Regions from separate parts of the Homo sapiens genome. Here regions 1 and 3 are each linked to region 2. Evidence: read pairs that join two places in POLR2A ChIA-PET (ENCODE). Cell type or tissue: A673. All regions are shown on one strand. Each heading gives the region's core, and the rest is flanking DNA. Links, peaks and the distances in the headings are about the cores only.

Region 1 (9,582 bases), core at 3,588-8,587, 1.1 Mb before region 2:
GGGTGGATCACCTGAGGTCGGGAGTTTGAGACCAGCCTGACCAACATGGAGAAACCCCGTCTCTACTAAAAATACAAAATTAGCCGGGCATGGTGGTGCACGCCTGTAATCCCAGCTACTCCGGAGGCTGAGGCAGGAGAATCGCTTGAACCCGGGAGGCAGAGGTTGTGGTGAGCTGAGATCACGCCATTGCACTCCAGCCTGGGCAACAAGAGCAAAACTCCATCTCAAAATAATAATAATCATCATCATTTCTGGAAAGATAGAGTACTATTTGTTTTACTGTGGTAAAATACACATAACATAAAATGTATTATTTTAACTATTTTAAGGTGTATGATACAGTACATTCATAATGTCATGCAACCACCACCAGCATCCAGTTTCAGAACATTTCATCACCCAAAAGGAGACTCAATGCTCATTAGTACTTCCTATTCCTTCCTACCTCTGGCCCAGCAACTACTCATGTGCTTTCTGTCTCTTCGGATTTGCCTATTCAAGATATTTCATACAAATGAAATGATATAATATGTGGCCTTTTATGTCTGACTTTTTTCAGTTAGCATAATGCTTTCAAGGTCCATCCATATTGTAGAACGTATCAGTACTTCTTTCCCTTTTATGGCTGAATAATATTCCATTGTATAGAGAAACCACATTTTGTTTATTTGTCAGTTGATGACATTTGGTTTGTTTCTGCCTTTTGGGTATCATGCAAAGTGCTGCTGTGAACATTTGTATACAAGTTTTTGTTTGAACACCTGTTTTTCAGTTCTTTTGGGTATATCCCCAGGAGTGCAACTGCTGGGTCATATGATAATTACTGAAAACCTCTTAGTGATTTTTGGATATTGTGCCACATGTATATATTACCTAATAAAAATTGATTATTTTAATAAAAATAACCAAGTAGAGACAAATATATTGTTTTATAATCACAGTTTGGCATCCCTGCAAAATCAGCATTGGATCAATCAGTAGTCTCACAGGACCTAAAAGAAACTGAGGTGTAGGAAGTAAACATGTAATCCCATTTTTAAATATGACTCACAGAAACAGTAGGTCTTCGGGCTACAAATACTCCCCGTCATTAAATGTTTCAGCAGCATTGCCCTGGTGAATGTGGGAAGAGCTGAATATTTTCTAGATCCATGTTTTTTTAAAAGGTAAAGCAGCAATTGAAGTTGAATTCAAACCGGTGATTATGTTGACTTGGTCTGACAATTGCATGGACTCTCACTGGGAGCCCGGACTCACGCAGCACCACCTGTGTCCCCTAGGGGGCGAGCTGGGGAGAGACCGGAGTCCCTGGGAGAGCTCTGCGCGGAAGGCCCGAGAGAATTGGTCCCGCAGAGCTTTTACAAAGGCAAGAAGAGGATCACCGAAAAGGGATCACAGTGGGGAAAAAGGCAAGAAGAGGAAACACTGTGACAAAGAACCCAGCGCTGGGACACTTGGGAAACGTATTTTCTCAAGCACTTTATTTTATTATTTTATTATTATTTTTTTTGAGATGGAGTCTCGATCTGTCGCCCAGGCTGGAGTGCAGTGGTGCGATCTCGGCTCACTGCCACCTCTGCCTCCCAGGTTCAAGCGATTTTCCTGCCTCGGCCTCCCAAGTAGCTGGGATTACAGGTGCCCGCCACCGCGCCTGGCTAATTTTTCTATTTTTAGTAGAGGTGGGGTTTGCCATGTTGGCCAGGCTGGTCTCAAACTCCTGACCTCAAGTGATCCGACTGCCTTGGCCTCCCAAAGTGCTGGGATTGCAGGTGTGAGCCATTCAAGCACTTTATTTTTATAAACAAGGAGACCGAGACCCAGAGTAGCTGCTGATGGTCACAAAGGCTGTAAGCATGAAGTCTGGAAACCTCTGCTGTTGTGCAATGCGCAATGTGGGAAGAGAGGCTCTCCACCTCTGATGGGGCTGTGTTTGAGTCCCTCCTCCCTCCCTTTCCACCTCCCTCCCCACTACCACCACTTACTTAAATGTGTGACTCAGTGTCACTAACTTAACATTTCCCAGCCTGTTTCATTATCTGTATAGTGGGGTCTAATAGCATCTTCATCAGGCTGATGCAAGGAAATGACACCATGTATGCACAGGACCTCCCTTATGCTTGGCATATAGTAGATTCTCAATAAACATTTGTTGTGTGAATGAATATTCTCTCCTCTAGCCCTCTCAAAGGCAATCGTTCTGCTGCCCAACACATTTTTATTGATGACATTTCAGGCAGTATCCTTATGAACTCTCCATATCTAGAAGGCTGGGAAGGGAAGGAAAGCAGAGTTTGGGGTGTTCGTGCCGTTCCTGTTGTGGTAAAAAGCTCCTTTGTGAAGCCTGTGCAGCACCAGCCCCACTTGGAGGCTGCAAATCTGTCAGCCGGAGGTCCTCGGAGCTCCCAGGTCCTGGCCTTCTCTGCCAGCAAAGTGGCATACCTGGGTTATGGATCCAGGGGTCTTCTGAGGCCAACAGAGCCACACACACCCCATCCAGTTCCCGCCTCCCTTCCCCAAGCATCTGACAGAGGCCAGTTTGGCTGTTTCAAGTAATACCAATCACAGTGTTTTATGAGAATTGTTGGTCATGCCCAGCTACACAATCCTCATGCATATTGTCAGACACGTCAGAGTGTGGTAAACTTTATTTCATTGCATTATAAAGTTCAGGTCATGGTTTCTCAGTCTTCGTCATTTACACTTTACATGGCACAAGACTTTTAAAATATTAGGTTGTAAATTGTAATTCTCACAATTCCTTTTTTGGGAGGAAGGAAGGTGTGGATGGGACTAAAATATACTTTATTCATTATTAAAAATGTTGCTATAGTACACAAAATGGGAAAAATACAGAAAAGAAAGAAAAAGGCCAGGTACAGTGGCTCATGCCTGTAATCCCAGCACTTTGGGAGGCCGAGGCAGGTGGATCACTTGAGGTCAGGAGTTCAAGACCAGCCTGGCCAACATGGCAAAATCCCATCTCTACTAAAAATAGAAAAATTAGATGGGCGTGGTGGCATGCGCCTGGAATCCCAGCTACTAGGGAGGTTGAGGTGTGCTTGAGCCCAGGAGGCAGAGGTTGCAGCGAGCCAAGATTGCACTACTGCACTCCAGCCTGGGCGACAGCAAGACACTGTCAAAAAAAAAAAAAAAGGAAAGAAAGAAAGAGAAAGGAAGGAAGGAAGGAAGGAAGAGAAAAGAAAAGGAAATAACGAAAGATTTCCCAGAACTCCACCATTCAACTGCTGTTGGTATTTCTTTTTACAACTTTTTTTAAAGACGGGGTCTTGCTCTGTTGGCCAGGCTGGGGTGCAGTGGCACAATCACAGCTCACTGCAGCCTTAAACTCCTAAGCTGAAGTGATCCTCCTCGCCTCAGCTTCCTGAGTAGTTGGGATTACGGACACACTACCATGTCCGGCTTACTGTTGGTATTTATTAGTGGATTTTAGAAACATTTTAAAATGCACTTTTTACAAAGTTGTGATAATAACATTTACTATTTTAAAAATAGGTTTCCTCAGTGCTTAAAAATGATATTCATTCATTCAACATTTCCTCAATGCTTACTATGTGCCTAGCACTGGGGTACAATGATGAATGAGATAAACTGGACTTGGTGGCTCACACCTGTAATCCCAGCACTTTGGGAGGCTAAGGCAGGAGGATCACTTGAGGCTAGGAGTTCAAGGCCAGCCTGGGCAACATGGAGAGACCACATCTCTAAAAAATAATCTTAATAAAAATAAAAAATAAAAACAAAGAAAAATGAGACAGGGTCCTTTCCAGGGTGATGTGCCTTCTCTTGTCACCACAATTGCAGCTTGTTTACGCATTTGCTAAATGGTTGCTAGGGCTTGGATATTTGTCCCCTCCAAAACTTATGTTGAAGTTCAACCCCCAATGTAGCAATATTCAGAGTTGGGGCCTTTAAGAGGTGATTGGGTCATGAGAGCTCTGCCCTCATAAATGGATAAATCCATTCATGGATTCATGGGTTGATGGACTAATGGGTTGCTACAGGAATGGGACTAGCAGCTTCATAAGATGAGGATGAGAGAACTGAGCTAACACACTCAGTCCCCTCACCTTGTGGTGCTCTGCACCACCTGGGGACTCTTCAGAGAGTTCCCACCAGCAAAAAGGCCCTCACCAGATGTGGACTTTACAGCCTCCAGAACTGTAAGAAATAAATTTCTTTATAAATTACCCAATCTGTGGTATATGTTACAGCAACAGAAAATGACCTAAGACAATGGTGCTACTGAGTAGGGGGAAGCCCTCAAAAAAAAGGGGAACTCTGGATGGGTGTGGTGGCTCACATTTGTAATACTAGCACTTTGGGAGGCCAAGGCGGGAGGATGGCTTGAGCCCAGGAGATAGTGACCTCCTGGGCAACATAGTGAGACCCCACCTATACCAAAATAGAAAAAAAAATAGCCTGGCATGGTGGTGCAGGCCTGTAGTCCCATCTATTGGGGAGGCTGAAATGGGAGAATCGCTTGAGCCCAGGAGTTCAAGGTTACAATGAGCTATGATAATCCCCCTGCAGATTAAAGGCAGAGTAGGGAAGCATGCCTGGTGAGGACAAGGAACAGCAGGGAGACTAGTGTGGCCAGAGAAACACAGGTGCTCAAACAGTGCTTGCTGAGTGATTGAATTACCCCAGCATGTGGTGCAAACACTTTAGTTTGGTCCCCAGAGTGCCACAGTAGCTCTCAAATTGTGTCTCCCACTGACTCCTTTCTCCCAGGTTTTTAAAAAATATCATCTGTGCACATGTTATCGTCCCGAAATTGCTGATGGATTTTTCAAGATCTCATTCTTCCCGCTGTCCTCCTTTAACTCTGCTTTCCATTTAACTGGGTGTCTGCCCATGACTGAGTTTTCCTCTTCCCAAGTCACTTGCAATGGGTCTCTGCACCCTTCTTGGTGTGATTTCTCCAGTGCCGACAACTGAACCTGGTACAGAGTAAGTGTTCCGTTAAAGAGCTCTTGACTGAGTGAATGAATTTCCCCTGAGAGTTTCATCAATCCTTTCTACATCCCCATTATTTGAGCCTTTCCATTGGTCATACCCATGCCAGCTTTACTTACTTCTGCTTTTTTTTTTTTTTTAACTCATGTGAGTTACCATCATCAGTTTTTCACTCTGTCTGTTCCTTTTCCTGGATGGGTGCTGGGTGCCACCTCTCAGTGGCATTCTCATTGCACACCAGCGTCCTTTGATCCTAAAGAGGCTACAGATCTTTTAGGGAAGGAGGAAGAGAATGCCTGCCTACCTGCCTAGCACTCAAAAGAGCAGATCCTTCAAGTCAAAACTCTCACACCTCACCTTGGACCTTTCCAACTCCACCCCAGGAGTCTATCAGAGAGGAAATCTAAACACTGTTTGCACCAGTCCTCCCTCTGCCCACCCCTCCCCACACCACAGGACGAGAAGCTACTCTCAGGCAAGGAGTAAGTTGTGGCTTCAATGTGAGATTGAGCAAGTAGGACTCACACTTTCTAATCAAATCCAGATTTGTCCTTTTCAGCCTTGTTGTGACACCTGCATCATATCACAGCAAAATTTCTTTACGGGACTGTCATAGAGAAACAGGACAAAAACCCTGGACTGGGGTGAGATTTGGGTTTTCATCTTGGCTTGGGCTCTTTACGTCTCAGTTTCCTCATCTGTAAAAGGGTGGATTGGACTAGATGGTCTCCAAGAGTCATTCACGTGCCAAGAGCCTAGCCCAGGATCTTGTCTCCAAGGGAAAGGCTGCCACACAGGACTCAAATCGTCCACAGCAACTGCTCCGTCCCCGGCATCAATCCCCCCACCCCTCCCCCAATCCCACACCACCACCCCATCACAGGAACCTAGACGGTGGACAGGCCAGTGGGGATGGTATGCAGAAGTACATCGACTTATTCAAGGGAGCTTGGCCCTGAGAAAAGCTGGTGGTCTGCCAACATTCTCAGAGGCTGAAATATATCAAAACACCCATTTAAGAATGTACGCTGAGAACCACAGTGGCCAGAGAGAGGGAGGATACTGCTCTGCTCCCACCCACCCTTCCCTCCCCACTATACCTCACCCTCCATGGCCCCTGTCCAGGACTGCTGCTCCTGGAATCCAAGGAAAAGGATTCAATGTGTGTCTCAATGACAGGAGGGGCTCCCTGGCTTTCTAGAGTCCTGCCCTCCTGGCCTCTGTTCCCCTCAACCTCAGTGCCAGAGACACAATGGCCAAGTTCCTTTGAAAATTCCCTTTCTCCATGCTCCAGATTGCCTTTCCTGTCCTCCAGTTATTCAGGCTCACATTAAAAAGTATGAAGATGGCTTTGGGGAGGGACTCTGGTAGGTGTTAATCTTTAGTGTAAGGAGATTAAAGGAGCTGGTTTCCTAGGCAGTGTCTGATTTCTTTAGTTGGGAAGAGAGAGGCCCCGCCTTTTATAAGGGCCTGGGGCTGCCAGCGTTGTGCCCTTGATTTCTTTAGAATCCATTCAGACTTAACCATCCTTTCTGTAGCCAGGCCCAGACTGCATCGAGGTCATCTTTGTCTTTCAACATGAATATTCTAGTAACTTTCTCCCCAGTACCCACTCCAGAGGATCCAGGGCAAAAGTAAATCTCCGAAAGTGTTTGTAGGATGAAGCTGGTGACTCATGCCTAGTTTATGAGTGGTAAGTGTTACATTACATGTTCTGCACATTATCTCATTTATCCCTCACCACTCTATGGGGTAGGCACTATTTTAACCCCCGTTTTATAGGTTTTGGACCTAAGAGGTTTGGAGCGGGTAAGTCACTTGTCCAAGGTCACACATTAGGAGGTGTGCTATCCATTGCTAAAGCCAAGGCTCGCTCTGTCCATCGAGCCACTGTACCAAGTGCCAAACATTTATTAGGAACCTATTCCAGGTGCAAAACCCTGGGTGTGGCCAGCAGATGATCAATATGCACATGAATGAAGAATGGGTAGCTCTTCAATTCCAGGAGCACAATTTCTAACCTGGGAGGTGGTATGAACATGAAGAACTCTACTCCAAAGCAGCCTGAAATAAGTGCTATCTCAGAGGTAAAAGGGGAGTCCCATAGGAACGTGGCTGAGGAGGGAGATCAATACACACTCAGAGAGAGACAGAGAGAGAGAAACAGAGAGAGAGAGAAGCAGAGAGAGAGCGACAGAGAGAAAGAAGGGAGGAAGAGGGTAGGGAAGGAGGGAAGGAAAGGAGAGAGAACATGAATGAGATAAGTGCTGGGAAGAAGTTTTCAAGAAATGGGCTTTGTGCTAGGCCCTGGTAGATGGGTCAACTTCCCCAGGCTGGAGAGAAACAGGCAGAGGAAACAGCTCGAGCCAGGAGCCAGGGTGACAGCATTCAGGATCTGCTCCACAGTCAGGCCTGGGTTGGGCTATGGAGAGAGGCAAGCCTCGCAGGTCAGTCAGGATCAAATGCAGGAGAGTCCAGATGCCAGGGAAAGGTCTGGGCTTGCTTCTGGGGGCAGTAAGGAGCTGCTGAAAGCTGCTTATAGATAAAGCATGACAGGCAGGAAGAGATGATGTGAGCTTGCAGAGAAAACTGGTGATGGGAGGCAGAGATGAGGTCTTCACATGGTTCATCTCTTCTTTGGCCAAGGTCCACTGCCAGGCTGGACACTTCAGGGGGCAGGAAGAGGAGGGATGGTCCCAGCGTTGGGAGTGCTCTGAGCATAGGCCGAGCCTAAGGCCCCTCCAAGGCCTGTGGAGGGGCTCAGAAGGGCAAGTGGCCTAATTCTGAGGCGCAAGGAAAGACCTAAAGGAAACACTGAGGGTCTTAGAGTAGGAGGGGTAGTGAGCACGCACAGGGGAAATTGGAAGGAAATGAACCATTCTGGGACATGGGGAGGAAGAACCTTCAATTCAGCCAAAGGAAAATAAGTGTCCTTACCCCTTGCCCATTCAGGCTCATTACTTACTTTGAAACTCTTTTAAAGAAATGCAGAAAAAAACCTTTTTTTCCAAGTGCAGTAAAAACTCAATGAACTTGAGAAACCAACTGCCTGGAACATTCAAGTCACTGGGATTTTTTTTTTTTTTTTTTTTTTTTTGAGACGACATCTTGCTGTTGCCCAGGCTGGAGTGCCTCAAAATCCTGGGCTCCAGAGATTCTCGTGCTTCAGCCTCCCAAGTAACTGGGACTACATACATGCATCACCACGCCCAGCTAATTTTTAAAAATTTTTTGTAGAGACAGGAACTCACTATGTTGCCCAGGCTCATCTCAAATTCTTGGGCTCAAGTAATCCTCCTGCCCTGACCTCCCAAAATGCTGGGGTTACAGACGTAAGCCACAGCGCCTGGCCCTGCGATTGTTTTTTGATTCAATCTTCGAAGTAGAATAGGTAAATGACCACAGACAAGTTAGTATCAGGATGTTAATCACAGAAAGACCTACTATGGGTGACCACAGAGTCAGCAACATAAGCAGAAGGTGACTCAACCCAGGACCCATTTGAGGGGGATGGAGGAGGCAACCCTGACTAAAAGTTTGCTCCACCCTTTTAATGTTTTTGTAGGCCCTAAGTCCTGAAGACCTTATGGAATCCTCCTCTAATATATAATTAAACATTTTAAAATAAAAATAGGCTGGTGCAGTGGCTCACACCTGTAATCCCAGCACTTTGGGAAGCCAGGGCAGGGGGATCACTTGAGTCCAGGAGTTTGTGACCATCCTGGGTAAAATAGCAAAAAAAAGTATTTTTGTTTAAAAAACTGGGCAGGTGTAGTAGCATACATCTGTAGTCCCAGCTACTCGGGAGGTTGAGGCAGGAGTACTGCTTGAGCCCAGGAGTTGAAGGTTACAGCGAGCTATGATTGTGCTATGCTACAATTAAATCACATCCTCTGATTGCAAAATTCTTAACTTCAATAGAGTTCTTTCTCTTTCTCTCTCTCTCACCTGCTTTGCTAATTCCCTAACCAGCACTGCCCTCACTAGCCTGTGACCATATCCAACAGCCCATTATGAGAAAGACATTTCTTTGGATGTTGAAAATGTCTGCATTTCTAAGAATTCCTGATTGAAAGGAAGAGGATGCTAACAGTTCAAGGCAGCAGAGTAGAGGTAGGAAGAGCTGGGCTTGGGAGGTAAACAGCCTGCCTAAAGAACTAAAGAACTAAAGCAAGTTCTTCAGTCTCTCTATGGCTCAGTTTCCTCATATGTAAAATGGGGAGGAATAAAAGAATAATATCCCTCTTGCAGTGTTGTCCTGAGGATGAGTCCACACACAGCCAGAAAGCATTCAGAAGAGTGCCTGGCACATAGTGAATCTCCTAAGTGTTGCTGTTATCACTTTCACCTACATCACAATGCAGCGGATGCTCATTCTCCCCAACATAGTTAAGTAGTATGAGGCTCTGAAAAGCTAAGTAACTTGTTTTCAGACACACAGCTAGGAAGTAGTAGGATTAGCTGGAGTGAAAACTCAAGTTAGTTTGACTCTAAAGACCCACTTTCTCCCTCCCATTATCCTGCAAATTTCCCTGATTGGGGAATAACATTAGGCTTTAAATTTTTAAAAATATTACTTACCTTGTGATAACCAATGGTACA
Region 2 (11,004 bases), core at 3,451-8,450:
GGGAGGAAGGATGGAATGACAAGGGCCACCAGAAACCTCTTTCAGGACTCTAATCACTCTAAGGTCACAGTTTAGAGTCTAGAATGAGAGGGACTTTGAGTGCCTCTTTTTCTTGCTCAGTGCCCTCAGCTTGAGTGCTTAGCTGGCAGACGGGCACTTTTCCTCCTCAGTTACTGTCAAAGCAACATGAAGGTCAGGCAGAGAGAGACAAATGAGAGCAGCTCAGGGAAAGGAGGTTACCACGGTAACAAGCAGGAGGGACTGCTATTTGGAAACAGACCTAATCTTTCTCCTCCTTCTCCCTCCTTCTCAGCACAGGAAGATGGGTATTGTTTAGCTGACCTGCATCCTTGGGGTGGGAACCATAATCCCTTTCTGACAGTTCCCAATGACACTGGAGTGATCTGCTTTGCATTTTAATTTGATAAGCAGCAGCGGCAGTTTTCTCTGAAGTGCTGAAAACATGGCTTTTTCTGGCCCTGTTCCAGATAGGATTCTGGTTGCCACAGAGAGGGGTTTGATATTGTTGTTTATTTCTCAACAAAGATCTTGCATATTTGCATAAATGTGGAAGATGCTGCTTGGTTCTAGACAACCAGAATCAAATGAATACAGGCTATCTTTAGGTTATGAATATCTATCTGCTCTAGGAAGGTCACAGAGATACTGCCCCATCCCCAGCTCACAGGACCACCCAGTGACCTGTGCAGTGGATCTTCTGACTTAATGTCCTTACCCTTCTGCCTCCCCCATCTACTTATATGTCACACTATTCTCAATCTCTTCCCTTACCTACCCTACCCTTATAGTAAGCCTTCACTATGTATATAAATATTCCTTCCTTTTCTTTCAAAATAAAAAGAGCATTTTAAACTAGAAAAATAAATTATCAATGTAATGAAAAATTAAATGCCAAAAAACATAAGAGAAAGTAAAAATCATCTAGAATATTACTATAGACATGATGGCTAGAACATCCTTCCAGATCTAAACCTCTAATTCTATCTGCTTTGTTTTGTTTTGAGATAGTCTCGCTCTGTCACCCAGGCTGGAGTGCAGTGGCACGGTCTCAGCTCACTGCAAACTCTGCCTCCTGGGTTCAAGCGATTCTTGTGCCTCAGCCACCCAAATACCTGGGATTACAGGTATGCACCACCACGCCTGGCTAATTTTTTGTATTTTTGATAGAGACAGGTTTTCACCATGTTGTCCATGCTGGTCTCAGACTCCTGGCCTCAAGTGATCCACCTGCTTCAACCTCCAAAAGTGCTGGGACTACAGGCATGAGACACCACATCCAGCCTCTATCTGCTGATCTACGCATTTTATGAGTTGTATATACTTATGTATAGATCAGTTTATTTTTATTTATCTTTAATTTTTTAATTTTCTAACACTTCTCAAACAAAAAGTAGAGTTAAATTTAACATTAATGGGCCAATATAGTACATGCTCCATCATACTTTTTCCTTTAATTCACTAAAAAATATGTTGTAGATATGTCATTGATGTAGATAGGGATCTATGCTATGATGGACCTATAGATTGTTTCTGGTTTTGTGGTTATTTTTTGGTTTGGCTATTAAAAACAACATTGAAGAAAACTGTCCATCATACATCTTTGTGTGTGTATATATATATATATATATATATATATATATATATATATATATATCCTGTTATCTTCTTGATACAAATCCTAGAAATTGAATTTTGGGACAAAAGAACATGTGCATTTTATATTTTGATACATATTGCCAAACTGCCCTCTAGAGAAGGCACCAACCAATACTGCATAAAAGTCCCTATTGTTTTTACATACTCTTACCAACTGGGATATGTTCAACTCTCTCATCTTTGCCAAATAGATGGGAAATATACTGTGTTTTTATTTGTGTTTATGTATATTATTGAATCCTTAAAAATACTCACATGACCCCTTCAGATTTTACACTGAAGACCTATCTACTTCTTTTCCCATAATGTACTTCCAGGCTTCTCTTTCCTGTAGTGCTGGCAACTGAGCAAAGTAAAAAAAAAAGTTATTTTGTGGTGGTTTTTTTTTTTTTTTTTTTTTTTTTTTTGGTTTTTGAGAAGATATCAAACAAAAAAGTAAAAAATTTTAAAAACACCTAATTGCATTAATCTCTGCACCCTCCCTCCAAACCAAAACCAAACCTGTTTTTTTTCTTTTTCTTTCAGTGATGGACTGTCATTCACTCAGATTTAAGCTCCAAAGACTGAGATGTTTGTCTGTTTGTTCATAGCTGTATTCTCAGTGCCTAGACTGGTGCCTGGCATGTATCAGTTGCTCAGTAAATATTTGTGCAGTAAATCATCTCTCAGCCATCTTAATCAGAAATTCTAATCATACCTAATTCCTTTACTGATTACCTACATGTCTGATGCCTTGCAAAGTCAAATTGCTTAAAGGTCCTGAATGTCTCTTGGGTTCTTCCCTTTATCCCCCTACTTCTGATCATTCTTACTTATGTTTTTATTCCTAGGAGCCCTCCTTTTCAATCTCTCTAGTTTACTCCCCTCCTTCTATTAATTTTACCTTTGGATATACAGATACAATAACATCATACCCTTTCTTTCATTCCTCAGTGGCTTCTTAATACCTGCAAGGTTAAGTCCCAATTTAACTCTCCCTGTACTCTTTAACCAAACCAAGCAGCTTGTTGTTCTTTAAATACATTGTGTTTGTTCATGCCTGTGTGCCTTTGAAGAGGCTGTTCCTTCTGCCTGGAATATGCTTTCTTCTTTTCTTGGGAAACTACTACTTATTCTTTAGGTCCACTCCAGCATTGAGTCATCCCTATTCCCTCTGGCAGTTATTCCCTGGGCAGGATACTTGCAGTCCTTTGTTCACTTCTGTTATGATTATTTGTTTGCCAATTAATCTAATCTAAAATGAAACTTCGTGGCCAGGCACGGTGGCTCATGCCTGTGGTCCCAACAGTTTGGGAGGCCAAGGTGGGCAGATAAGTCCAGGAGTTCAAGACGAGCCTGGCCAACACAGCGAAACCCCATCTCTAAAAAATAGAAAAATTAGCCAGGTGAGGTGGCTCACGCCTATAATCCCAGCACTTTGGGAGGCCAAGGCTGGCGGATCACGAGGTCAGGAGATCGAGACCATCCTGGCTAACACGGTGAAACCCTGTCTCTACTAAAAATACAAAAAATTAGCTGAGCATGGTGGCGGGCACCTGTAGTCCCAGCTACTCAGGAGGCTGAGGCAGGAGAATGGCATGAACCCTGGAGTCGGAGGTTGCAGTGAGCAGAGAATGCGCCACTGCACTCCAGCCTGGGCGACAGTGCGAGGCTGTGTCTCAAAAAAAAAAAAAAAAAGAAAAAAAAAAACAGAAAAATTAGCCAGGTGTGGTGGCAGCACGCCTGTAGTCCCAGCTCCTCGAAGGCTGAGGCACAAGAATCACTTAAACCCGGGAGGCAGAGTTTGCAGTGAGCCAAGATTGTGCCACTGTACCCCAGCTTGGGTAACAGAGCAAGATCCCATCTCTGAAAGAAAGAAAGAAAGCAGGGATGGCGGGGGTGGGGGCGGGAGAAGAGGGAGGGAGGGAGGGAGGAAGGAAGAAAGGAAGGGAAAGAAAGAAAAAAAAGAAAAATTAATGGCCTCTCTTAATTTTTATAAGCTCTATATGTTAAGTATGTTCTACAAAATTCTAAATTTATATAGTCTTTGTTATTTGGTATTTTGGGTTTTGTTGGTCTGTTTTAGAAGAGGTTTGCTCTAGGGAGTTGTTGTAGAGCGAAATTTAGTTTATCAAGGCTTGACTGCTTTATGATTTCAGTTCTGCTTCAGAGTATATTTGTACTGAAAAATCAGAGCCATTTTATGATGCAACTTATGCAGTTCAGCCATCACCTTCTCCCATTTGTTCCCCACACTGCAAATCTCTGAGTCCTCTGTGTTATGCCTCTTCCTTACCCAACAGGTTGCCAAGTCCTGTGATTTGGCCCTCTTGTTCCTGATGCCACCACTCTAGTTGAACATTGCCATTAATTTTTTATGTAAAATAATTTTATTTTACAATAAAGCCCTTTCTTCCCATGAAACCTAGAGCATAAAGTGGGAGGAGAGCAGTGATGGACGATGAGGCTGAGGAAGGAGACAAATAAATTGTTATTGCATTTACTGAGCATGAACTGAAGTGGACAGTATGCTAAGTGGTCTACGGGTCTCATCTCTTCTATTCCTAACAGCCAGGTAAGATAGTTAAATCCCCATCTTACAGATGATGACACACTCATGTGGAAAGTTTAAATCACTTGAGGAAGGTAATAGAGCTAATGAGGGTAGAACTAAGACTCATACCTAAGGATTTACCAAAATTAATGTGCAAATCAAGATCTAAAAATAAATAAAATTATTGAACAACCTTTCATTGTCCTTTTTACAAAAGATGAATGTGCTTAAGCAGAGGACTACTAAATAATAAGTACCCTCTTTTCTGTCTGACATAGCACCTTGAGTTTTATTGAGCTCAAACATTTAAGTCCAAATTAATCATATTTGAGAAGAATTTTCACACAGTGATCCTATTGTCTAGAGTATTCTGCTAAATGGGAGCATACCAGAAGACTACAGATAGGCAAACGTTCAAATTTTCAAAATTGCAGACCATACGTGGTGCTTAACAGTGATCTTCAGCAAAATCCTAGAACAGGATATAAACAAATCACTTGTGAACTACTTGTTCTCTCCTTCCTTGGCCTTCTAAGCTTCTTTGCAGTAGCATAGTATAGTGGAAAAGAGAATAAGCTTCAAAGTCAGACATACATTGGTTCAAATCCTGACCCTGTCACTTAATAACTAGGTAATTGCAGGCAAGTCAGTTAACCTTCCTGCAGCTCTGTTTATTTTCTATCAAAAAAGCTATCATTTACTTCAAAGGAGTGTTATGAGATTTAATAAGATAACATGTAGAACTCCTGGCACACAGTAGGCATACAATAAATTCTAATTATCTTCCCTTCATCTCATCATGCTTTCCTTTACCCAGTACAGTTTAGCTTTTGGGCCCTACTTTTTTCTGCAACTAGAACTTCTTGCTAAGTTTATTTAACACTAGCCCATTTTCTTCTTTAAACTTCATTTCCCCTTGACTTCTTATGACAGTGTTCAGTTTTGGTTCTTAATTCTTTAGTACTGTATGGGTTCTGGCACCAAATTGTCTGAGCCTGAATCCCAGTGTCATCACTTAGTAGTAACCTTGGCTAGGTTAGTTATCTAGCCCCTCTAGCCTTGATAATTCATCTTTAAAAGCAGGTTACTAGTAGTAATTACCCCAGAGGGTAGTTTTAAGGAATAAGTGAAATGCACATAAAATGCTTTGAAAAGTGCTGGGACACACACAGGAAGCAATAAATTAAAGTTTGCTTTTATCGTTATGATGATTATTATTTTCAGACTTCTTTGTGGTCTTTTCTTCCTGGATTTACTCATTTAAATGTTGATGTTCCTTGGGTTCTCTCAGATTGCCTTCTTTTTTCTCTCCAGTCTCTTCAGGCTGTCTTACCCAGCAAGCTCATGACTCATGACTTCTATTAACTACTGCCCTGACTTTTCTTTTTTCTTTCTTTTTTTTTTTTTTTTTTTTTTTTGAGACGGAGTCTTGCTCTGTCACCCAGGCTGGAGTGCAGTGGCGTGATCTCGGCTCACTGCAAGCTCTGCCTCCTGGGTTCACGCCATTCTCCTGACTCAGCCTCCCGAGTAGCTGGGACTACAGGTGCCTGCCACCACTCTGGGCTAATTTTTTTTTTTTTTTTTTTTTTTTTTTTTGTATTTTTAGTAGAGACGGGGTTTCACTGTGTTAGCCAGGATGGTCTCGATCTCCTGACCTTGTGATCTGCCCACCTTGGTCTCCCAAAGTGCTGGGATTACAGGCGTGAGCTGCCGTGCCCGGCACTGCCCTGACTTTTCTTCTGAGTTCCCATCCTTTGCATCCAGTTGCCTATTTAAAACTCATACCTAAAGTTGAACTTGCTTTCTCGCTTTTATTCCACCAATAATTTGCCATTGTTGCTGTTGCTACTGTTGTGTTCTTGCATCTCCTGAGATAATGGCGTCAGAAATCTTGAAGTCAGCCCAGATTTTTCTTACCTCCTTGACTTGAGTCAGTCACTGAGTCCTATTTTTTTTTTTTTTTTTGAGATAGAGTCTTGCTCTTGTCACCCAGGCTGGAGTGCAGTGGCATGATCTTGGCTCACTGCAACCTCCACCTCCCAGGTTCAAGCAATTCTTCTGCCTCAGCCCCCAGAAGTAGCTGGGATTACAGGCTCCCACCACACCTGGCTAATTTTTATATTTTTAGTAGAGATTGGGTTTCTCCATGTCGCCCAGGCTAGTCTCAAACTCCTGACCTCAGGTGATCTGCCTGCTTCGGCCTCCCAAAGTACTGGGATTACAGGCGTGAGCCACTGCACCTGGCCCACAGTGCCTTTCTTTATCATGACAAGTAATCTCCCACCACTCCCTCCAACCCCTTTATGCCAAACTATTGTGGCCTCTATTGCACCTGACTAAAATAATCAACTCTTTTCTTGTTCCTCTGTTGAATTTATCCCTTAAGATTTAGCTGAGGCGGAGCGTGGTGGCTCACGCCTGTAATCCCAGCACTTTGGGAGGCCGAGGCAGGTGGATCATGAGGTCGGGAGTTTGAGACCAGCCTGGCCAAGATGGTGAAACCCATCTTTACTAAAAATAAAAAAAAATAGCCAGGCATGCTGGCGGGCACCTGTAATCCCAGCTACTCGGGAGGCTGAGACAGAGAATTGCTTGAACCCGGGAGGTAAAGGTTGCAGTAAGCCGAGATCACACCACTACAGTCCAGCCTGGGAGACAGAGTGAGACTCCGTCTCAAAAAAAAAAAAAAAAAAAAAAAGATTAGGCTGAAATGTCACCTGCCTCTCCCCCAGGTAGACACAAATGATTCTGCTCCTTTTATACTTACCTCTTTTGCATTCTTTATGACATTACTTTAATTACTTGTTCACATTTGTTTACCTCACCCAACCTTGGGACAGGGATCATATTATATTTCTAACTTAGTATAGTATAATGGTTACACCATAGTAAGTATTTAATGTCGCTGAAAGGAATCCAGAAAAAGAATGCTTACTAGGAACCAAATTAAGTTCTAAAGCAAGGCTTGCTAAACTACTTCCTCTCTCTCCCCTTTTTCCCCCAATAGAGTTGTTAGGTGGGTAGATTGGAGTGCCTTGATTTCTTCAAGGTATTTGAAAAAGCCTTTTATGATATTCTTGATGACATGTTGATGAAATGTGGACTGGATAGTGATACAGTTGGGTGATTTTATAGCTGACTGAAGAGCTATATTTAAAGATTATAGATGACTAGATGTTTGTCAGCTAGGATAGAGGTGGTATACCACAGGACTCTTGCCTTTGGTCCATTCTTGTTCAGCATTTGTATTATAACATCAGTGACTAAATAAAATGTATGCATATAAATTTGTGGGTAATGTAGTGGTCAGGACTTTTTCAGTTATGATAGAAATCTGGCTCAAGCTAGTTTAAGCAAACAAAGAATTTATAGATTCCCAGGAATGGAGTTTATTAGTTTAGGCAGGGTTTCAAATAATCCCATCAGGATTCTGTCTTTGCTTACCTCCATTCTGCTTTCCCCTAATTTGGCTTTATTTAATTTAATTTATTTAGTTATTTATTCATTTATTTATTTATTTATTTTTTGAGATGGAGTCTCGCTCTATCGCCCAGGCTGGAGTGCAGTGGCATGATCTTGGCTCACTGCAAACTCCACCTCCCACCTTCACGCCATTCTCCTGCCTCAGCCTCCTGAGTAGCTGGGATTCCAGGTGCCCGCCACCACGCCCGGCTAATTTTTTGTATTTTCAGTAGAGACAGGGTTTCACTGTGTTAGCCAGGATGGTCTTGATCTCCTGACCTCGTGATCCGCCCACCTCAGCCTACCAAAGTGCTGGGATTACAGGCATAAGCCACCGTGCCCGGCCTAATTTGGCTTTATTCTTAGGGAAGTTTTCTTTGTGAGTCTGGCAAAATGGCCTCTCGCAGCTTCAGATTTTATTAGTCCTTCTAGCTTAAGGTACCAAAGGAAGAAAGAAACAGTATAACCTGTATATAACCTGTTTCATGTAGTTTTGGTAGATCTGCCCACTCCTATACTGCAGTGAGGTGAAGGAATGTATTTCCCAAAGGTAATAGAGATTCCCCTGCTAGAAGAAGGGAGGGAAAGCATGATAAAAAGCCATAACTGTATCTCCATGAACCACTACAGGTGGTTATCTCAAGCCTGGAAATCTGAATAGAGATTAACAATGTTGCAAGACACTAGAAAGGTGGAGTTAAGTTAACAAGATACTACCATTACCATTATTATTGTCTAATATTTTTTGAACTTTTACTGTATATAGCTAGGCACTGTACACTGAACACTTTACATTCAGTTAATCATTACAATGACCTTATGAAATATAGGTAACTTTGATGGTTTTATTTTGCAGAAGAGGAAACTGAGGCTCAGAAAGATTGCATAATGTTATTAGTGGTTAACCAGCTGTTAAATAATAGAGCTGAGATTTTTTTTTCTTTTTCTTTCTTTTTTTTTTTTTTTTGAGACGGAGTCTCGCTCTGTCGCCCAGGCTTGAGTGCAGTGGCGCGATCTCGGCTCACTGCAACCTCCGACTCCCAGGTTCAAGCGATTCTCCTGCCTCAGTCTCCTGGATAGCTGGGATTACAGGCGCCTGCCACCACGCCCGGCTAATCTTTTTTTTTTTTTTTTTTTTTTTTTTGTATTTTTAGTAGAGACGGGGTTTCACTGTATTAGCCAGGATGGTCTCGATCTCCTGACCTCGTGATCCACCCGCCTCGGCCTCCCAAAGTGCTGGGATTACAGGTGTGAGCCACCGCGCCTGGCCTTAGAGCTGAGATTTCAACCAGTCTGTCTTTTAGCAGGATTAGCATTTTAAATGTATTTATTTATATATTTATTTTGGGGATAGAGTCTCACTCTGTCACCCAGGCTGGAGTGCAGTGGCACAGTCATGGCTCACTGCAGCCTCAACCTCCTGGGCTCAAGCAGTCCTCCTGCCTCAGCCTTACGGGTCTGCAAGGACCCGCCACCATGCCTGGCTAATGTTAAAACTTTCTGTAGGCCGGGCGCGGTGGCTCATGCCTGTAATCTCAGCACTTTGGGAGGCTGAGGCAAGCGCAGGAGTTCAAGATCATTTTGGCCAACATGGTGAAACCCCGTCTCTACTAAAAATACAAAAATTTAGTTGGGCATAGTAGCAGGCGCCTGTAATCCCAGCTACTTGGGAGGCTGAGGCACAAGAATCGCTTGAACCGGGAGGCAGAGGTTGCAGTGAGCCGAGACCATGCCACTGCACTCCAGCCTGGGCAACAGAGCAAGACTCCATCTCAAAAAAAAAAAAAAAAAAACAGAAAAACTTTTTATAGAAACAGGATCTCACTGTGTTCCCCAGGCTAGCCTCAAATTCCTGAGTTCAAGCAGTCCTCCAACCTTGGCCTACCAAAGAGCTGGGATTATAGGCATGAGCTACCACTTCTGCCAAGATCAGCATTTATAGTTTAAAACGGTTACATCAGTAATACCAGCACTTTGGGAGGCCGAGGCAGGAGGATCACCTGAGGTCAGGAGTTCGAGATCAGTCTGGCCAACATGGTGAAACCCTGTCTCCAAATACAAAAATTAGCCAGGCATGGGCTGGGCGTGGTGGCTCATGCCTGTAATCCCAGCACTTTGGGAGGCCGAGGCTGGCGGATCACCCTGAGGTTGGGAGTTTGAGACCAGCCTGATCAACATGGAGAAACCCCGTCTCTATTAGAAATACAAAATTAGCCAGGCGTGGTGGCACATGCCTGTAATCCCAGCTACTCGGGAGGCTGAGGCAGGAGAATCGCTTGAACTCGGGAGGCGGAGGTTGCAGTAAGCTGAGATCGCGCCACTGCACTTCAGCCTGGGCAATAAGAGTGACACTCCATAAAAAAAATAAATAAATAAAGTAAAAAATAAATAAATAAAGTAAAAAAAATAAATAAATAATAGAACTATCATTTACTGAATTTATTGGTGTCATATCAAGGAATAATATCCACAGTTATCTGAAAAGGCTATTAAATACAAACATTATATACATTATCTGTAAAACAACACACACATATACATATATCTGTACCATATATATTCTATGTAAGGCTGATTTTCTTTGTATACTTGAACCAAAACATTTCACCAACAGATTGAATGGAGAATCCAGCTGTCTTCTATTAAACCAGACATTGAAAATAATATGTTAATATTTAACAGGTTTTTTAATGTTATTTTAACTAACTTAAGGCATACTTTTTTTTTTTTTTTTTTTGGAGACAGAATCTCACTGTGTTGCCCAGGCTGGGGTGCAGTGGCGCGATCTTGGCTCACTGCAACCTCCGCCTCCCAGGTTCAAGTGATTCTGTTGCTTCAGCCTCCCGAGTAGCTGGAATTACAGGCATCTGCCACCACACCTGGCTAATTTTTGTATTTTTAGTACTGACGGGGTCTCACCATGTTGGCCAGGCTGGTCTTGAACTCCTGAACTTAGGTGATCCACCCTCCTTGGCCCCCCAAAGTGCTGGGATTACAGGCGTCATCTACTGCACCTGGCCTTAAATGTTTTCTTCTTTCTTTCTTTCTTTCTTTCTTTCTTTCTTTCTTTCTTTCTTTCTTTCTTTCTTTCTTTCTTCTTTCTTTTCTTTCTTTTTTTTTTTTTTTTTTTTTGAGACAGAGTCTCACTCTGTTGCCCGGGCTAGAGTAGGGTGGCAGGATCTCGGCTCACTGCAACCCCCTCCTCCTGGATTCAAGCAATTCTCCTGCCTCAGCTTCCTGAGTAGCTGGGATTACAGGCATGCGCCAACATGCCCGGCTAATTTTTGTATTTTTAGAAGAGATGGGTTCACCATGTTGGTCAGGCTAGTCTC
Region 3 (11,004 bases), core at 3,184-8,183, 100 kb before region 2:
ACAAAGTGCAGTTGATATTTGTATTTATAGGAATTATTTAAATTTATGCTACATTGAACTGATTTTAGTATTTCAGGTAGTTTTTTTTGTTTGCTGGTTGAATTTTTTCAGATGGCATCTCGCTCTGTCGCCCAGTCTAGAGTATAGTGGCACAATCTTGGCTCACTGCAACCTCTGCCTCCCAGGTTCAAGCAATTCTCCTGCCTCAGCCTCCCAAGTAGCTGAGATTATAAGATGTACTGTCACACCTGGTTAATTTTCGTATTTTTGTATTTTTAGTAGAGAAAGGGTTTCGTCATGCTGGCTAGGCTGATCTCAAACTCCTGATCCTCAAGCGATCCACCCACCTGGGCCTCCAGGTGGAGGCCCAGAAGTGCTGGGATTAGCCACTGTGGACTACTTTCTTTATGAATTTTAATTGATACTGCATTTTTTGTTTCCTTGTATCTTTTTTTTTTTTAGTGTTAAATCCTTTTGTCCTTTCAACTAAGTTACACATTTTCATTTTAACCTGTTATCTTTTTTTTTTTTTTGAGACACAATTTCATTCTGTCACCCAGACTGGAGTGTAGTGGCGTGATCTTGGCTCACTGCAACTTCTTCTTCCCAGATTCAAGTGATTCTCATGCCTCAGCCTCCCAAGTAAGTGGGATTACAGGCACATGCCACCACACCCAGCTAATTTTTGTATTATTAGTAGAGATGAGGTTTCACCATGTTGGCCAGGCTGGTCTTGAACTCCTGACCTCAAGTGATCCTCCTGCCTCTGCCTCCCAAAGTGCTGGGATTACAGGCATGAGCCTGTGCCTGGCCTCTGTTATCTTTTTAATGCTCTCTTCCTTACTGGCATACTTTGTTTATCATGCATCCTGCAGCAGGGCAGGCAGTACAGTAGACTGAGAACTGTCAGAAGCTCTCAGTGAGCACTAACATTTTTCTGTTTCATACGCTTTCCTTACTCCTCCAGAGTCTCTCTTCCGTTACCATTCTATTTTCTAGAGGAAGGTCTTTTGAAACTAAGGAAAGTTTTATTGTTTTTCTAGGGATAAAACAAGGTGGGGTTGTTTTAATGGTTAAATTACATACTGAGGATAGTGAGTAACCCTTAGATTAATGTAGGTTACACTCTAAGCCTAGCCACAATTGCAAAGATTAGAGAACTAAAAAATTATGATTTGGGGAAGAACTGTGCTTTAAGAATTCTCTATCATGGAAATTCAGTTGGCATCTCCTTTCCTAGAGATGCCCTCTGCCCCTCATAATAGAAAAATTATTTTCAGTACCATGTTCCATTGCCTTACTCACTGTCTTACTTGCTGCTGTATTTTCAGCACCTAGTTTAGTGCCTGGCACGTTGAAGGCAATAAATAAAAGATTTTCTAACAAATGAATAGGTATCTACTATGCTATTTCATGGAGGCCAAGTCTTCTTGTGTAGTGTTGAGAATTCCAAACAGGTTACTAATTTCTTCAGAATCCTAGATCATTTTCAGAGTTTCATTTCTTTTTTTCTTTCTTTTTTTTTTTTGAGACAGCGTCTCGCTCTGTCACCCAGGCTGGAGTGAAGTGGCACAATCTCAGGTCACTGCAGTCTCGACCTCCCAGGCTCAAGCCATCCTCCCACCTTTCAGCTCCCTGAGTAGCGGGGGCTACAAGCATTACCATCATACCCGGCTAATTTTTGTATTTTTTATAGAGACAGGGTTTTGCCATGTTGCCCAGACTGGTCTCAAACTCCTGGGCTCAAGTGATTCTCCCGCCTTGGCCTCCCAAAGTGGTGGGATTACAGGCATGAGCCACCATGCCTGGCCTAGAGTTATCATTTCATAAGAGATTATGTTTCCTTTACCTTGTGAGTAACTTTTTTCATAGTTTGTACATCATATCATCCACCCCCACTTTTTGCTCATCTCTTATAAAGTAGGATCTATGTAGACTTGGCATTTACTAATAAATAGTGGTTGGTTGCTGTTAACACTAAGATCTCCACTTGGGTAATGGATATATTTTCTTCCCACATCTACAGCTAAATGGCAGATAAATGTGCACACCTCTCCCCCTTAAATTCCTGTTGCTAGCAGGCATTCACCTGGCTCCCCTCCTTTGCTCTTCTACTGTGACATCTTTTCTTGCCCCTACACCCTAGTTCTTTGACATTGCTCTGAGGGAATAGGTAAAAAAGTACAATTTGTCTTGTCTGTGTCCTATCTGTGGCATTTACAGATCTCTACAAAGTTAGAGATCCACTTTGCAGAATTCACTGTGACACTACTGGCTTGTTCTTTCTACTCAATTACCTTATAAAAATTACTTTTTGGCTGGACACGGTGGCTCATACCTGTAATCCCAACACTTTGGGAGGTCGAGGCAGGCAGCTCACATGAGGTCCAGGAGGTTGAGACCAGCCTGGCCAACATGGTGAAACCCCGTCTCTACTAAGAATACAAGTTAGTCAGTCATTGTGGTGCACGCCTGTAATCCCAACCTCTTGGGAGGCTGAGGTGGGAGAATTGCTTGAACCCGGGAGGCAGAGGTTGCAGTGAGCCGAGATCACGCCACTGCACTTGAGCCTGGGCAACAGAACAAGGCTCTGACTCAAAAAAAAAAAATTTTTTTTTTAATGGATAGAGAAAGGTGGTGGACAGAGGAATAAGCAAGAACAGAACTCTTTGGCTTTATCATAAAATAATACTGGATGGTATATGTTGACTGCCAGGTTTTCTAGATGGCACACTCCTCAAGTCTTGTTAGTCAGGAGATAGTGGAGACAGAGTCTTACTCTGTCACCCAGGCTGGAGTGCAGTGGTGTGATTTCAGCTCACTACAACCTCTGCCTCCCAGGTTCAAATGATTCTTCTGCCTCAGCCTCCCGAGTAGCTGGGATTACAGGTGCCTGACACCACATCTGGCTAATTTTTGTATTTTTAGTAGAGACGGGGTTTCACCACATTGGCCAGGCTGATCTTGAACTCCTGACCTCAGGTGATTAGCCTGCCTCTGCCTCCCAAAGTGCTGGGATTACATATGTGAGCCACTGCACCTGGCCATAAATTGCACTTTTAATACCCCATCACCACCACCCCCTTTTGTAGCCAATCTCTGTTTCCTATGGTGTGAGGCCTGGTGTTTGTCAATACAGTGCCATCAGTATTACATGAGAAAGTGAAGAGTTATTCTACATCCTGGTGTTAGGATTTTTAGTAGTGTCCAGTTTTTCATAGAGTAAACATTTTTCTTTATTTGTGTGTCGTCCTATTTTAGTGGGAAGTGGGAAAGGCCACTTTGAATCCTGCTATTGAGATAATAATTTGAAACCTGGAGTTTTAGAAGGCTGTTTCAGCTTCTCTGAACTTAAGCTGATTGGTTGAGTCCCCTCTGAGATTGTCTCCTCTAGTTCAAGTCTTAGCCCCCTGTCCTGAAGTTGCATTTTCCCCAGTTCTGCTTGTTTTTCTCTTTCATTCTTAACCATAAGACTTTTCCTTCCCAATAGTAGGAGGAATCTATACTATTTGTACTAGAGATAGACCCTGTTAGAGAGTTTTTAAAGCTTTTGCTAGATCATGTTCTGCGTCTCTGATAATGTAAGAAAAAGCAAGGAGAAATGGGGGTATAAGTAAAGTTGTGCTAGAGCTTGCATCTGTGATATGCCAGGACCTGTATTGATTGAGGAAGGGTTGCCAGCTGACAGTGGTAGTAGAAATAGGTCTCTTAGGAGTGGGAAATTAACTCTAGAGGACTCCTAGTTAAGACTTACCATGGAATCTCTGGGCAATTGGAAATACTGTACTTTCCCCTAGGGAGATGGAGTGGGAATTGATTTTTCCTTAGGTCCAATGTAACTTGGTTAGAAATACAATTGAACCTGTTTGTCATGTCTGTTGTGATATGATAGCCCCATAGGAAGGGTCTGTTTTTGTGTGGGAGTTTATTTCAGGCGTCTCTTGCCTGTATTGTTTCTTTTAACAGCTTTTTAAATTTTCTTTTTCCAGCAATGATGTTGTCCACTGGGCATGTACTGACCAATGTGGCAGGTCTGAGAACATAGCTGAAGCTGAAAATAGGAAAGCTGGGGGCAAGGAAGAGCCTTGAATCTTGAGGTGGGACGTTGACTCTAAGATGTCCTTGAGCAGTGGAGCCTCCGGAGGGAAAGGAGTGGATGCAAACCCGGTTGAGACATACGACAGTGGGGATGAATGGGACATTGGAGTAGGGAATCTCATCATTGACCTGGACGCCGATCTGGAAAAGGACCAGCAGAAACTGGAAATGTCAGGCTCAAAGGAGGTGGGGATACCGGCTCCCAATGCTGTGGCCACACTACCAGACAACATCAAGTTTGTGACCCCAGTGCCAGGTCCTCAAGGGAAGGAAGGCAAATCAAAATCCAAAAGGAGTAAGAGTGGCAAAGACACTAGCAAACCCACTCCAGGGACTTCCCTGTTCACTCCAAGTGAGGGGGCAGCTAGCAAGAAAGAGGTGCAGGGGCGCTCAGGAGATGGTGCCAATGCTGGAGGCCTGGTTGCTGCTATTGCTCCCAAGGGCTCAGAGAAGGCGGCTAAGGCATCCCGCAGTGTAGCCGGTTCCAAAAAGGAGAAGGAGAACAGCTCATCTAAGAGCAAGAAGGAGAGAAGCGAAGGAGTGGGGACTTGTTCAGAAAAGGATCCTGGGGTCCTCCAGCCAGTTCCCTTGGGAGGACGGGGTGGTCAGTATGATGGAAGTGCAGGGGTGGATACAGGAGCTGTGGAGCCACTTGGGAGTATAGCTATTGAGCCTGGGGCAGCGCTCAATCCTTTGGGAACTAAACCGGAGCCAGAGGAAGGGGAGAATGAGTGTCGCCTGCTAAAGAAAGTCAAGTCTGAAAAGGTAAGAGGTGGCCAGATATGGCTGCCCACTGACTGCCAGTCAGAACTGCCCTGGACTAACTGCCAAATACTATGTGTACTCTGTGGGAGGCTCATTAGTGTGTGGGTAATGACCAATTACAAGGTCAGAGCAGCTGGTAATGATAATGTGGTTTTCTTCCAAATTAGAGGATTCCCCTACAGACTCATTTACAGCAGGCCTGGACATTGTGGAACAGGATATTTGTTGTTGGGGGCAGCTACTTTGTAGAATGAACTTTCTGTAGTCTGAGTTGAGACCTTCCCACCTTGTCTTTGCCCACCTCAGACACTTGTTGGTAGAGATTGGCATCAGACCTTTATTTGTTTCCCAGCTTGACTGGCATTTCATCATCAGACTCATAATAGTTGATAAACAATACGCCTTTGGTGATAATGTAGATTGAGTACGGTTCTTGATGGGATAAATGGTGCTGTTGGGTCTCTGGTAGAACAAAGGGCTAAATTTCATGGCATATCTACGAAGTGTTCTATTGCCGGCTACCAAAGAGCGAAGGGGCACATTTTGAGGGCAAGAGGTACTCATTGTACTTTGAGGTACTTAGATCTTATGAGTTATTGTTGTGGTTATGACAGTTTGGCCTAGGAAGAGATTGGCCATTAAAGGTGTAGCTTCATGCCAGGTATCTCCCACAACTATTAGGAATCAAAGTCTCCTCGTGGTTTAATAGCTGCCAACAGTGTAATGATACCTTGCCTTCTGCTTGACTTGGAAGGACAGGTGCCTGCAGCCCCAGGAGGGGTTAGAACTGAGTCCCTCCTCTGGGAAGATGATCTTAGTTCATGCTTTAGGAAATGGAACTTGCAGGGCTGGAGGAGAATGGGTGTGAGTCTAGGGTCAGCTCAGGCAGCATTAAACTTCAGCAGCTTATTCCTGCAAAACAGTGGCCTTGTGGTGAGCTGTTCATTGGCTCTTGATTTTCTGCTCTGTGCTCTGCTCATCCTGTGCTTTCAGCTGATCCCAGCAGATGCAGTATAAATTGATTTCTCTGTAATTAGATCAGCTGCAGCAGGGAATACCTATTTCCATATGTAAGTGTTAATAAATAAAGGCTGGATGTGTATGTTTGGGTGGTGGTGCCCTCTTAGTGCCTGTATTCCAGTGGTAGCTCATGCTTTCTTTGCTGTCGGTATTTTGGTCTTTGCCTCTGGCACATCTGTAGCTCTTAGCAACATCTGGGCTTCTCCAGTAGCAGGTCTGTGAGTTTCTTCCACTAATAATACAGTGGCTCATTCCCTTTTACCAGTGGCAGCTGCCAGAGAGGCTGCCTGTGTTTAGGTGGCAGATGCTATAGTCCACTTCAGCAGAGTCAGGTTCCAGCTGGTTACTAGCTTGGCTCATCCTGTGCTGGCTGTGATTTGCTATTTTCTCTCGGGTACAGATGGATAATACTGTTTTAAAGAGGCTTAGGAGTACTAGCAGTTGTTGCTTCTGTTCCAGGCCCATTAGACTGTTCCCTACATCTGGCTTCAAGAAACTCTTGCCATATATCCATATTCATAATCATTATTCTTCCTGTGCTAAAAAGTACTTCTGAGGATGACCTTCATTCTCCTATCTAAATTTTAGAGTACTTATGTTGCAACCTTCTAAGCCCAGTGATAGTCTGTGGATGAAAGGATTAATATTGCTTAGCTTTATGTTGGATTTAAGTGTAAATGTCCATGATTGTCTCTAACAGAGAAGCAAATGGAACCCATTTTCTCACATAGAGGTGCAGGGACTGATTGGGTGGCTGCCCTTCAGATTATAATTGGGCTGAAAGATGCAGTATGTTCAGCTAAGAATACATCCTGGTGCCAGGGAGTTTTGTCCCTTAATAATGTTGCTTTGCCATATAAGCTTTGCCTCCCAGGGAGACTCTGAGAATGGGGCAGCAGAATGAGAAAGAAAAGGGAAAGAGACTGTGCTTCAGTTTTTGAAAGATAGAGAAAATTGCTGGCAATTACTTTTAGAAGCAGAAAATTTGCTATACAGTTTCATGTAACCATAAGCAAGAACCTGCTTTCTCAATTCCTTCCCCTGTTCCCTCAACCCTTTTGGACAGTCTGGTCCTGAGGGTGCCTTTCCATATTACCTTTGGCTATTGAAATAAATAATTATTTAAATAAATGTTTGGAAGTTGCTAGGAGATTAAAACATGCTGTGCAGGGAGAGAACATTTCTGGACTGGGAGGAGCAGAAGAGGCAAGTTAAAGGAAAGGAAGTTAGGAACCATGCAGAGGAGCGGTTTTTGAGAAACAACAATCTCCGGTTTGGGGCATAATAGGTGCTCAGTGAGTATTTGATGATTAGTACTATAATTTATAAGCAAAGTCTTTGAAAACTTCTTTAAAATTTTCTCTCTGAGAAATGGGCTTGCCTGTGGTTTGGGACGTTTCTATGTAGGGATAACAAACAGAACCAAAATAGCAAAACAGATGTTTTGATATAATCTAAGAATTGCATCCTCTCAACTGGGAACTGTCATGAAGAGGAAGAACTCATAAAATTTGGGAAGTTTCTTGACTGAATTCTGTGGTGCAGAGTAGCAGTGTTGACTACTAGCCAATGAGGAAGATTTGAATATTGAAATTACTGGCTGGGCCTGGTGATTCATGCCTGTAATCCCAGCACTTTGGGAGGCCTAGGTGGGCAGATTGCTTAAGCTCAGGAGTTTGAGACCAGCCTAGGCAACATGGTGAAACCCTGTCTCTACAAAAATTAGCCGGGCATTGGTGGTGTGCACCCGTAATCCCAGCTACTGGGGAGGCTGAGGTGGAAGGATAGCTTGAGCCTGCGAGGTGGAGGTTGCATTGAGCTGAGACGGCACCACTGGACTCCAGCCTAGGCAATAGAGCCAGACCTTGTCTCAAAAAAAAAAAAAAAGAAAGAGAGAAATTATCTATCTCATGTTCTTCTTTGTGAAGGTAGATATCTCAGGCTATGGCCTGGGAAATTTTCTGTCAGACAAGGATGTGGATTTCCCTTCATGGGATCCCACTTTTGCTCGACCATACCTTCCTCTGACAGAGTGAGCTCTGTGCTGTTTCCCAGAGTTCTAGGAGAGACCAGAGATGGCTCTTAGCAACTGCTGCTGCTCTGAATTGTTATTGAACACTTCTGCCTCATACTTCCTGCCAGCTGAAGAGATGGGGGAGGGAATGTTGAGGAATAAACAAGACAGAGCCTTCCAGCTCTTGCCTGTTCCCTTGCCTTTAGTTTGATTGATGGATTGTTAAGTTAGGGATGGAAGGGGAGGTAGGGAGGAGGGCAGGCGCCTGTCTGAGTGTCCTGAGCTTAGTGCTTATGTCGCCACTCTGACAGGCAAGAAAAAAGGAATTTACAAACCACAGATGGCAACGATCTATCTGTGCTGACTTTGTCAGGGCTTACGACCAGGAGTTTAAGGTGAGACTCCTTCTTTTCCCCCAAATCATATAAAATAGCCAAGTAGGCTCTAGTAGTTAAAGAAAGGATCTAGAAGTTTCTAACCAGAAGCTCCCCCTCACATGTCTTTAGCTGCTGCTTTTGATCTTGCAAGGTAGGAACACTGCACTTTGCTTTTCCCGTGTTTGAATGTCAGCTTCTGCTGCTTTCAGAATGCTGCATATATTTACCACTTCCCCCATTAGTTTAGGATACAAAGAAAACCATAAAGTGTGCTCTTTGCTCTTTCAACTTCTGATCATGCATGCTATCATATCCTGTGTTCTTAAGAGCATCTTCCTTTGCCATTGGTTTTGTATTCCTGCCCTAATTTGTGCCTTCTAGCTTAGTTCTCTTGTATTGTAGTCCCTCATTGCCTAACCAAGGTCAGGTCTCTTTTATTCCTTCTGATCCAAGGCTTTCTTAACGCCTTCTTCCACTAGCTGTTATTTCTCAGCTATTGATGGCAGAGCAGTCAGCTTTGCTTCCTGAAACCAAATGCCCTCAAGATTTTCCTTCATGGAAAACATTAAAAAGAAGTTGATATTTATGTGGGACAGAGTTGCATTCTGTAACTACAAGCTTAATTTATTTTTTCATTCAGAAACTCTGTTTTCCTTCTAGGTGTTGTAATTCAAGGCAGTTCCAGAGAAAGATTATCTTGTCCAATTTCCTCATTTTATAGAAGAAACTAAGACCAGTGAAGTCCTGTGACTTGCCCAGCATCTCACAGGTAGTCACTGGCAAAGCCAGATTTGTAGACACCAAATTCTTATGGCATGTTGTTACTCTGGGATTCTTAACAAATCTTTAACTGTCAGGAAGGATTCTCAATTTTCCCACTTTATTTGTTATTTTCTTAGTATTATTATTTTCGAGATGGAGACTCACTCTGTCACCCAGGCTGGAGTGCAGTGGCACGATCTCGGCTCATTGCAGCCTCTGCCTCTGATTCAAGCGATTCTCCTGCCTTAGCTCCCCGAGTAGCTGGGATTACAAGTGCATACCACCATGCCTGGCTAGTTTTTTTTTTTTTTTTTTAATTTTAGTAGGGATAGGGGTTCACCATGTTGGCCAGGCTGGTCTCAAATTCCTGACTTCAAGTGATCCACCTGCTTCGGCCTCCCAGAGTGCTGAGATTACAGGCATGAGCCACCACACCCAGCCTATTTGCTTATTTTTAAGGCAGGGTCTCGCTATGTTGCCAATGCTGATCTTGAACTCCTGGGCTTATGCACTTCTGCCTTGGCCTCACTTATGCACTTCTGCCTTGGTCTCACTTATGCACTTCTGCCTTGGCCTCGCAAGTAGCTGGGACTACAAGTGTGTGCCACCACACCCAGCCATTTTTTCAATGTAAAGACTACCTTGAAACATTAGATGAAAATGCTTACATACTCCAAAATTGCTTTTACCCCAAAACTGCTTTCACTTGTTTTTCACAGTGACTTTAACATTGTAGACACTCAATAAACAAAGGATCTTTGAGTTTAGGATTTTAGGTAAGGTAATGAATGATGTTTGCAAAGAATAACCATTACAGCTGGCACTGAACCTATCCTGTTATTTATAAAGAAGGAAAGTTACTTTAAAACTGCTACTTTGAGCTTGACTACTTATGATATATGTGTGTGTGTTCTGGAATATTTCATCCAGCCAAATTTTCATTATAATAATTGAGGAATAGTTCTTTCTTTACTTGGCAATTGCAGGTAAGAAAAAAAACCCTGTTCTAGTGCTTCTTCCTTGGACACATCACTAATAGGCAGACCTTCAAATGTATTGTGGATATTACTAAGTATTTTGTAGAGAAGATATACTGTTGGCTAATTGTTATCACTTTTCATTCAGTCAGTACATTAATTGAATGCATTTTAGATACTAGGTTTTCTACTTGGTATTGGGTATACACTGGTAAATAAAACAGAGATGGTCTCTGCTTTTTGAGGAGCTTACAGTTTACCGTCTACAGCAGAGTTCCTAAAAGTGTGTCCCATAAAACCATGTACATCACCAGAGTATCAAAAATGCACATTCTTGGACCCTACCCTAGATATGCCGAATAAGTTTTTGGGGTAAGGGCCCAGAAATCTGTACTTCCAGAAGTCTCTCCAGATAATTGCTATATACATCAAAGTTTGAGAATTTTCCTTTCAAGGTAAGTATTCGGGGCCACTTCTCATTTAAAACACCAGCCTTCTAAACTTGAATTTCACATCAACTCTTATGTATAATTTAGTGGCTAAAAGCGTAAACTCTAGCCAGGCCTCCTGGCTTGAGCCTGGGAGGTTGAGGCTGCAGTAGTGAGCTGTGATCGCACTAGTGCACTCCAGCCTGGGCAACAGAGTGAGACTCCGTCTCAAAAAAATAATAATAATAAATTTTTTAAAAAGTGTGAACTCTGGAGCCAGACTACCTGGCTTTGTTTCCTACCTTTGCACTTATTTACTGAGTGATCTTGACCAAGTTTCTTAATTGTTCTTCCTCAGTTTTCTTATCTGCAAAATGAGAGAAATAGCACCTACATAAGTTTGTATTTATTTATTTATTTATGAGAGGGAGTCTCACTCTGCCGCCCAGGCTGGAGTGCAGTGGTGCAGTCTCTGCTCATTGCAACCTCTGCCTTAACCTCCAGAGTAGCTGGGATTACAGGCATGCACCACCATGCCTGGCTAATTTTTGTATTTTTAGTAG

The links. Peaks named below come from ENCODE experiments on the same cell type or tissue, not always from the same donor. Only the 100,000 strongest peaks of a DNase experiment are listed, where the experiment ranks them.
Region 1: POLR2A ChIA-PET joins it to region 2 with 7 read pairs; 1 of 35 experiments calls an interaction of 5 or more read pairs at or near these places.
Region 3: POLR2A ChIA-PET joins it to region 2 with 6 read pairs; 12 of 35 experiments call an interaction of 5 or more read pairs at or near these places.

Annotation. Positions count from the first base shown.
Region 1 is chr15:63,486,209-63,495,790 of GRCh38, forward strand. No RefSeq gene overlaps it. Among named protein-coding and RNA genes, the nearest start is that of USP3, 14 kb to the right of the region's middle. RefSeq lists enhancers at 1,063-1,112, 1,143-1,212, 4,022-4,151 and a silencer at 8,455-8,514. In A673, for the core only: no CTCF peak of the experiment used is centred there; a DNase peak (open chromatin) is centred at 6,643.
Region 2 is chr15:64,597,113-64,608,116 of GRCh38, forward strand. The region is part of intron 2 of ZNF609 (zinc finger protein 609); the gene reads left to right. LOC101930091 (a long non-coding RNA gene) reads right to left here. Exons shown (of 5, transcript XR_007064678.1): 4 at 1,933-2,020. Among named protein-coding and RNA genes, the nearest start is that of OAZ2, 100 kb to the right of the region's middle. RefSeq lists a silencer at 2,244-2,444 and an enhancer at 6,522-7,021. In A673, for the core only: no CTCF peak of the experiment used is centred there; a DNase peak (open chromatin) is centred at 5,509; H3K27ac peaks cover 1,671 bases.
Region 3 is chr15:64,495,304-64,506,307 of GRCh38, forward strand. It overlaps ZNF609 (zinc finger protein 609), which reads left to right. Exons shown (of 10, transcript NM_015042.2): 2 at 3,990-4,863. The coding sequence starts at 4,117. Among named protein-coding and RNA genes, the nearest start is that of ZNF609, 40 kb to the left of the region's middle. In A673, for the core only: no CTCF peak of the experiment used is centred there; no DNase peak of the experiment used is centred there.